2 separate regions of the Homo sapiens genome follow, and region 2 is linked to region 1. A link is a loop called in an ENCODE intact Hi-C map of the cell type or tissue named here. Cell type or tissue: IMR-90. All regions are shown on one strand. Each heading gives the region's core, and the rest is flanking DNA. Links, peaks and the distances in the headings are about the cores only.

What was found. Peaks named below come from ENCODE experiments on the same cell type or tissue, not always from the same donor. Only the 100,000 strongest peaks of a DNase experiment are listed, where the experiment ranks them.
Region 2: a loop joins it to region 1, with 3 times the contacts of the local background. A loop is called at or near these places in 4 of 110 quality-filtered maps.

Annotation. Positions count from the first base shown.
Region 1 is chr3:108,550,713-108,555,120 of GRCh38, reverse strand. It overlaps CIP2A (cellular inhibitor of PP2A), which reads left to right. Exons shown (of 21, transcript NM_020890.3): 18 at 632-745; 19 at 1,391-1,473; 20 at 2,748-2,887; 21 at 3,802-4,408. The coding sequence ends at 3,972. It also overlaps a transcript of MYH15 not described here. Among named protein-coding and RNA genes, the nearest start is that of CIP2A, 37 kb to the left of the region's middle. In IMR-90, for the core only: a CTCF peak has its summit at 2,378 (motif pointing right); no DNase peak of the experiment used is centred there.
Region 2 is chr3:108,156,884-108,161,291 of GRCh38, reverse strand. IFT57 (intraflagellar transport 57) reads left to right here. Exons shown (of 11, transcript NM_018010.4): 11 at 1-480. Among named protein-coding and RNA genes, the nearest start is that of LINC01215, 34 kb to the right of the region's middle. In IMR-90, for the core only: no CTCF peak of the experiment used is centred there; DNase peaks (open chromatin) are centred at 1,271 and 2,001.

The DNA.
Region 1 (4,408 bases), core at 197-4,196:
GGCTGGGGAAAAGGTCATTTGTAATGGTCAGGACTGTCTAAAGGCACTCAAACTCAGATTGTTAAAATTCCTGTATGGATTAGATACAAAAACTGCTGGCCAAGTTTGGCTACTGGTTTTTTTTGTTTGTTTTGGTTTGGTTTTTGGGTTGCTTTTTAAAAATCTTTGTGCTTAGTGAAATAAAAAAGACATTTTATGCTTATGGTAGTTGAGTATCAAAGTATTACTTTAGAAAGGATTTTTTTCTGTGTTTACCTTGCAGGTAAAATACTTAGGACTATTAGATGCAGAGTTTTAAAGAGACAAATGTAGAACCCTAAACTTATTTATAGCAAATTATGTAATGCAATATCATCTGTAAAATAAGGCTTTATATCCATAAATATGAGATTAATGCCCCACACATTTCTATTTCATAGTAATTTTTACCACATCAGTCAACCAAAACATGTATTTACTGCCTTTTAGAGTAGATGAAATTCTGTTTATGTCCTGCTTGTTCATAACATTCCTTCTCTTCCAGCATATGCAATTTGGTTAGAAGAGATAGTAAAGAAAACACTGTGAGCTTCTTTTCTCCTTCATATGTTTTCCTCCATAATGATGCCAACTCATTTTCTTGTCTTTTCAGAAATGAAAGTACTGAAAAGAAGAATAAAGATTTACAGATCACATGTGATTCTCTGAATAAACAAATTGAGACAGTGAAAAAGTTGAATGAGTCACTCAAGGAACAAAATGAAAAGTAAAATCTCTAGTTCTATATTCTGAATATGTGGGATTTTTCAAAAACAAAATGATTCCCTTTATATAGAACATTGTTTTTTATTGATAAAATTAATAGAATTGTCACTTATTTTAGATATAAGATATGTATTTGGTGGAAGTTACAGGCAATTGCTGTTCTTAGAAATTTTGTTTTAAAGGCTGGGCATGGTAGCTCACGCCTATAATCCCAGCACTTTGGGAGGCTGAGGTGGGTGGAGCGCATGAGGTCAGGAGTTTGAGACCAGCGTGGCCAACATGGCGAAACTCTGTAAATACTGAAAATACAAAAATTAGCTGGGTGTTGTGGCGGGTGCCTGTAATCTCCGCTACCCAGAAGGCTGAGGCAGGAGAATCACTTGAGCCCGGGAGGCAGAGGTTGCAGTGAGCACAAGATCATGCCACTGCACTCCAGCCTGGGTGACAGAACGAGACCTTTTTTTTTTTTTTTTTTTTTTTATATTTTTAGTAGAGACGGGGTTTCACCATGTTAGCCAGGATGGTCTCGATCTCCTGACCTTGTGATCTGCCCGCCTTGGCCTCCCAAAGTGCTTGGTAGGGAGAAAAAGTTACAAATGGTATATGGTTCATTAATGTTTTCTTCTATTTTTTTTAATAACTTCAGAAGTATTGCCCAATTAATAGAGAAAGAAGAACAGAGAAAAGAAGTACAGAATCAGCTAGTAGACAGAGAACATAAGCTAGCAAGTAAGTGGCTTCTTATTTAATACATTTTCTATTTTTAATGTATTTATTTTGGAAGCATGAGTGGTTTTGTTTGCTTTTTTATTTTCTACTTATTGTTTTAAACTTTAAATCATATTTGGAATGGCTTCCCTTTTCTTGACATAATGTTTCACAAAAGCAGTTCGGTTTAATCAAGTTGAAAAAGTGGTACGTTTTTTAAATTTAGGAGCTATAAGAAATTGGCCAGGCACAGTGGCTCACTCCTGTAATCCCAGCACTTTGGGAGTTGGAGATGGGTAGATTGCTTGAGCTCAGGAGTTTGAGACCAGCCTGAGCAACATGGTGAAACCCCATCTCTACAAAAAATACAAAAATTTAGCCAGGTGTGTTAGTGTGCACCTGTAGTTCCAGCTACTCAGGAAGCTACAGTGGGAGAATCTCTTGAACCTGGATGTCAAGGCTGCAGTGAGCTATGTTCACGCCACTGCACTCCAACCTGGGTGACAAAGCAAGACTGTCTCAAAAAAAAAAAAAAAAAAAAAAAAAACAAAAGGAAAGAGATGATTGACCATTTAATTTAATTTAATTTTTTTATTATTTCAACTTTTAGAATCAGGGGGCATGTGTGCAGGTCTGTTACACTGGGTATATTGCATGACACGGATGTTTGGGGTATGGATCTCATCACCCAGGTAGTAAGCATAGTACCAAATAGGTAGCAATAGGTAATTTTCAACCTCCTGCCAACTCTAGTCTGCAGTGTCTATTGGTTCCATCTTTAAGTCTGTGTGTACTCAATGTTTAGTTCCCACTTAGAAGTGAAAACTTGGAGTATTTGGTTTTCTGTTCCTTCGTTAAATCACATAGGATTATGGATTGCCCTTTTCAAAATAAAAAAATGTTGAAGGAACGTAACAGCAGGTGGCAGTATTAGGTAACTTTTAGTTACTAGCTTCTTAATGGTATATTTGAAATGATCCTGAAAAACATTTTTGTTCTCACTTGCCTTAGAGCGCAGGCACCTACCTATATAATTTTTCATAGTTGTAGCTCTCCCTTTTCTAACCCTTACACTTTTGAGAATTGTCCTTTACCTATATAGCATATTATATTTAGAACAGAGGATGGAAGAAAGACATGGAGATTTGGTATTTTCTATAGAATACTGTCATAAGAGAAGTTTCTCTTCCTTGTTCTAGTTATTTCTCTTTTGCTCTTACAGTAGCTACTAGACCATTTCAGAGTAGTCAGTGTAAGACCTCTGAGTATAATACTTGACTTTTTTTTCTTTTAAGATTTGCATCAAAAAACAAAAGTACAAGAAGAAAAGATTAAAACCTTACAAAAGGAAAGGGAAGATAAGGAAGAAACCATTGATATCCTTAGAAAAGAATTAAGCAGAACAGAACAGATAAGAAAAGAGTTGAGCATTAAGGTAAGAATCTGTTCCATTTCTCATTTGCAGTAAAATAAAAAAGTCTGTTGTGAAAAGGGTGAATATGGATAAAGGAATGTACTGTTTCTTCAGCAAATTTTTTAGAAGATATTAGGATCTCAAAGCAGCTTGAGTATCATTTGTTATGAGGTTTTCATAATGTATTTTCTAAAATAGTTAAGCAGTTATTAAACAGATACTTTGTGTCAGCACCTGGTATTTTCAAGTGTGCAAAGAATACAGAAAGGGGTTACCAGTACTTGATGTCATATATAGGTAGCTGTATAATTTTCACTTTAACAAATATTATATAATGTGTTAATAAATATTTTCAACTTACAACTGAAGAAACTGAGTCTGAGGTTACTTACTAAAGTCACACAGCTAATAAGTGAATCAATAGGTATATATTCTGAATCTGAGTCCGGGGTTCTTTCTATATTACCATGGTTGCATAGCTTGAGTGGTAGCTATGAATTGTACTTTCTGGCCCGTTTACTACCAGGAAGATGAGAACAGACTAGGATTAAAGACTGATCTACTACTACTACTGAGTAACAGAAGAGGCATAAAATTTAGTACCACATTTACAGTTTTTCTGGTTCTGCTTTAATGTGATTATCTTATTAGTAATTTTAATATGTAGTGTGTAGTATTTTCTGCAAAATTTCAGCTGCTGGCATTAACTTAAGACAAGTTGAAAGTGTATTCTCAATTTGTATTATATTGTTTAATGATTATTCATTTTAAACTTACCATGTAATTGAATTAACTGAAGTATAATATTTATAGTATGTCTTGAAATGGTTGTTGTACAATAAAAAATAAAAGCATCTTAAAATATATGTATAGAGAAAACATTAAAGTTATTTTTCTTCTCAATTCTTCCTCCTCCCCCAACCCCAATTCCTTAGGCTTCCTCCCTAGAGGTTCAAAAGGCACAATTAGAAGGTCGTTTGGAAGAGAAAGAGTCCTTGGTGAAACTTCAGCAAGAGGAATTGAACAAACACTCCCACATGATAGCAATGATCCACAGTTTAAGTGGTGGAAAAATAAATCCAGAAACTGTGAATCTCAGTATATAGACATTATGGCATTTTGGAATTTGTAATCTCATGATATTTTTGATGTATTTATCTATTGGAGGGGGGGTGGGTAGGGGAGTTAATTTGTGACTTCGTAACAATAAGAAGTTATTATCTAATTTAGTAAAGACCCTGATCTGTTGCATGTTTTTTATTTGATAGTTTGAATAGAAATTTAATTTTCTAAGTTTTACTTTTTGTTTCTGGCTTTTATGGCTTAAGGTTTTCTTTGGTTCTTACATTAGAAAATCATTTTTAACCTCCATTATCATTTTTCTAAGGTTCTTTCCTTTTTCTTAGTTGCTTTCTATTCTGTTTTGCCTGTCTTATTTATTCTCATTTGTGATTATTTAGATCTTAAGACCAAACTTTCTTGGTATAACAGTCCTAAAGATTACAAAATAAAAATATAGAGAGAGTAAAAGTAAAAAGTAAA
Region 2 (4,408 bases), core at 336-4,335, 390 kb after region 1:
TACCTGAAAGGATGACAATCAATACAATGACAAATATGCCAGTTTATTTAATTTGTTTAAAAAAAAAAAGGCAGAAAACCCACCATGGGAAAATAAGCATTTTTTAAAATCTGAAGTTGCTCTTTTCCTGTGTGGTCTTTGGGAGGAGTCTAATACAAAAACTGAAAACCTTTGGTCCTGGGAATTTATTTTCATGGCTGTTGTCATGGCTGAGTAGTTTTTTGATGAATTCAATCAATGCAGAGAACGCTTTTAGATAAATCAGAACTCTCCTTAAAATGCATTTCAATCAGAAGCAAAGTACACCCATTATTTATGCAGACATGTAAAAAATCTAAAAATTCTTGCAATGAGTAGTATAAGCCACCTATTTTTACTTCCTTCTCTGAAATATTCCAGTTAACTCAGCTTGGGTTCTGTGCTCCTCCTCTCTTCCTATAGAACACTGTGCATACCTTGAATAAAGAGCTTATTATACTATATTGTTATTTTCTTCCATCCTACCTAATGAATTGAGCTACTTTAGGATAGGACAAAGTCTTTTATTTCCGTATTCCTTGCCAGGTGCCCAGCACATAGAAAGTGTCTAGTAAATGTATTGAGTTAGTAAATGGATGAGTAGATGACTGGCACTGTGTGGATCCAGGATACCTTCTAGCTCCCATTCTATAGCATGAAGAGTTTAATGACATTAAGCCTGTGTGCTTGGTATAGTTTCAAGATAGCGATTAAAAACAATGGGTTCTTTTCCTATGGTATTGGATTAGAATTAGAAACATCAGTATGAACTCATGGGTTTTTAAAAGTAAGTATAGATTAATAGAAATATAGAAATATTTAACATGTAGTAATACACACACACATATTTCCTAGTTGTGTCCTCTGATAGAGCCTAGTAGCAGTGACAGCCCAATTACAACTGTGGGCACTCAGATCTTGATGTCTAAATTCTCTTCTTTAAAAAAAAAAGGAAGTCTTAGATTTCTGATTCCTGGGCTGCAACAGGAAAAGCACAAGGTGAGTCTAAAATACTTGCTTTGCCAGAAAGGAAGTACTTAAATAATGATGGGAAGTATCTAAAGGACACAGCAGATTGAGGGTTTACCATCTGCCAATCTGGAACAATTTGAGCATCAAAGTCAATCGTCATAGTAATAAATAATAACACATGGAATAAGAAACCACAAGTCCACACAGATATAAATGAATGAAAGAATAAATGGAGAGGTGAGAAAGGTCTTCCTGCTCATGTAAAAGGAATGCTGGATTTAGAAAATCACCACATGGCATCTACCATGGTAGTAATTGTTTGGGCAAGACTCATCAGTGGATGCTAAAATTGGTAGGTGAAAGTTTGATAGAAACAGGATATTTACATAGTCTTGAATTATGTAAGACATTTTACAAGGAAAAAGTTGTTTACAGTATAGAAACCTGGTAGATACCACTTTAGGTGATAATAGTTAACACCACTAGTAATGGGACAAATAGAGACCATAGGCCTGCTGAGAAGAGCACACACTTACATGGTTCCTGCTGAAAATGCATAACCTGAATCTACTCATGAAATATCAGATGAATCCAAACTGAGGGATTTGTATAAAATAGCCTATATTCCTCAAAAATAATGTCATGAAAAGTTCTAAGGAACAGTTCCAGAGCAAAGGAGACTAAAGAGATAAGACAGCTAGATGCAACAGGAGATTCCAGATTGGACCCTGGGCCAGGAAAGGAAAAAATATGAATATTTTTAGTGTGTCTGCATATGTGTATATATATAATATATAGCATATATATGTGCGTGCACACACACACACACACACATATATATATATATAATATAAGCAGTCATCCCCAACTTTTTTGGCACCAGGGACCCCTGTTGTGCAAGACCATTTTTCCACTGACCAGGGGCAAGGGGGCGGGGATGATTCTGGGATGAAACTGTTCCACCTTAGATCATCAGGCATTAGTCAGATTCTCATAAGGAGCACGCAAGCTGGATTCCTCGCATGTGCAGTTCACAATAAGGTTCCCGGTCCTATGAGAATCTAATCATCTAATGCTGCTGATCTGACAGGAGGAAGAGCTCAGGCGGTATTGCTCACTGGCCCGCTGCTCACCTCCTGCTGTGTGGTCCAATTCCTAACAGGCCAGGGACTGGGAATGGGACTGGGACTGGTCCATGGCCTCAGGAGTTAGGGACCCCTGTTATAAAGGATATTATTGGTGCAACAGGAAAATTTTGAAGACCTGTGGATTGGATAATAGTATTAATGTTAATTTCTTGATATTTATGCTGTACATAAGATAATATACTTTTAACAATACACACATGTATTTGATTCTAAAGAGGCACCCTGTCACCAACTTACTCTCAAATGGTTCAGGAAAAAAAAAGGTATGTGTGTTTGTATATTCATACATATACAGAGAGGATAGTGAAAAAAATGTAGGAAATTGCTAACATTTTGGGAATGTGGGAGCAGGAAATACTGAACTCAATTGTACTTTTTAAAACTTTTCTATAATCTGAAATTATTTCAAAATAATAGTTTAAAAATGATAGTTCTTAAAGATTATGCGCTCTATATGGAAGTCAGTCTCTCTCTGAATCAAATAGCTAATCAATTTGTTGAAATAGTATTTCACTCTCAAAATTCTGTGGTCCATTGGATGCAACTTTAATAATTTTATAGTCATTGGTTTGCTGGACAAGTAAAACAATTTTTTGACAATTCTAAGGAAGTATTTTTCTACTGCCCTCTAATTTATCTAGGTCAGCACTTCCCATGAGTTTTATGCAAAAACAAAATTTGTGTAATCAGGGAAATTTGAGAATTGTTTCATTTTCTTCACAATTTCCTGTCTACACTGTGAATCTGCAATCAGCAAATGTCCCATTATTTTTTACAAATATATACAGTCACCTCTCAGTGTCCTTGGGAGATTGGTTCCAGGACCCCCGGAGGATACTGAAATGCATGTATGCTCAAGTCCCTCATATACAATTTCTCAGCTCCCTTCCCCTCAATTTTTATTTAGTCGGCTTGGGTAGGAATGAGGGGGGTGGGGTCAGAAATTTTAAAAAGCTGCTCATGTGCCTTTGATGCAGCTTATTTAGGAAGCACTTTAGGGAGCCACCAATCTAGAATTTTTCCCTGGCTGTGTGTAAACAAAGCATCTTAGCTCAGAAGGGGTCTTTAAATAGGATCTAAACTAGTGATTCTCAGTGTGGCCTGTGGATTGCCTTAATATTAGCCCTGCCTTGGAGATTTTTAATAAATAACCTAGATGACTTAATACACACTGGACTTTAAGACATATTGATATTAAAAACTATCACTTAAAAAAAATCAGAAAACCAAAGAGCAAGGTAACCAATTTCATGGTTTCCTAAATGGTTTTCAGTGTAGTTTGGAGCAGCCCTGTGAGAGCTTCATGACTATAGCTCCTGTCACCTACCTTGTCCCATATTTCAAGTCAAGATTATACAGTCATGTTTTCATTCATGCCCAGTGACTTTTATCCTCCCTATGTGAAGATTTGTGTATAGAATACACTGGGAATCCAGACACCTTGATTCCAATCCCAAATTTGCTAGTAAAAGGAAAAAAAAAGAAACACATTTTTTGTACTCACAGCACTTCTGACACCAAATGTGTGCGTTTTTTCACACCAACAACTAATTCTCCAGCTCTTTGAACGCCAGCTGAGTGTCCAACAATTCAATTCATTTCTGATACTAAACATCCAGTGTTAGCACAGACCTGACTGATTAAGAGCTCAATCCTGCAAGACTGCTCCCACTTTAGATGCCAATCACAAGTCAAGGCCTCCTACACTTCTGAACAACTGGCTGTAAGCTGGGGATTCCCATGACCTCCTCAGATTTGAGCATTTGCTATAACAGCTCATAGAACTCAGGAAAACACTTCACCTGTATTTGACAGTTTATATGATACAAATGAAGAGCCAGATGAGAGGGACATGGGGGAAGGTATTAGAAGGGATATGGAGTTTCCATGCCACTGTCCCAGCACTTCCATGTGTTCACCATCCTGAAAGCTCTCTGAACCCCTTTAGCTTTTGCGGAGGATCCATGACATAGGGATGATTGATTAAATTATTGGCCTTTGATGATTGAACTCAATCTCCAGGCCCTCAGCTCTCCCCAGAGGTCAGAGGGTAGGGTAGAAGTTCCTACTGTCTAATCACATGGTTCTTCAACCCGCTATCCTCCAAGAGATACCTCATCAGCCTGAACTCAAGTATGCTTGAAAGGGGCTTATTATGAATAACAGCTGATGCTCCTTTAATCCCTATCACTCAGGAAATTACAAGGGTTTTAGGAGTTTTGTACCAGCAACCTGGAACAAAGACCAAATATTTCTTACATCACAATATC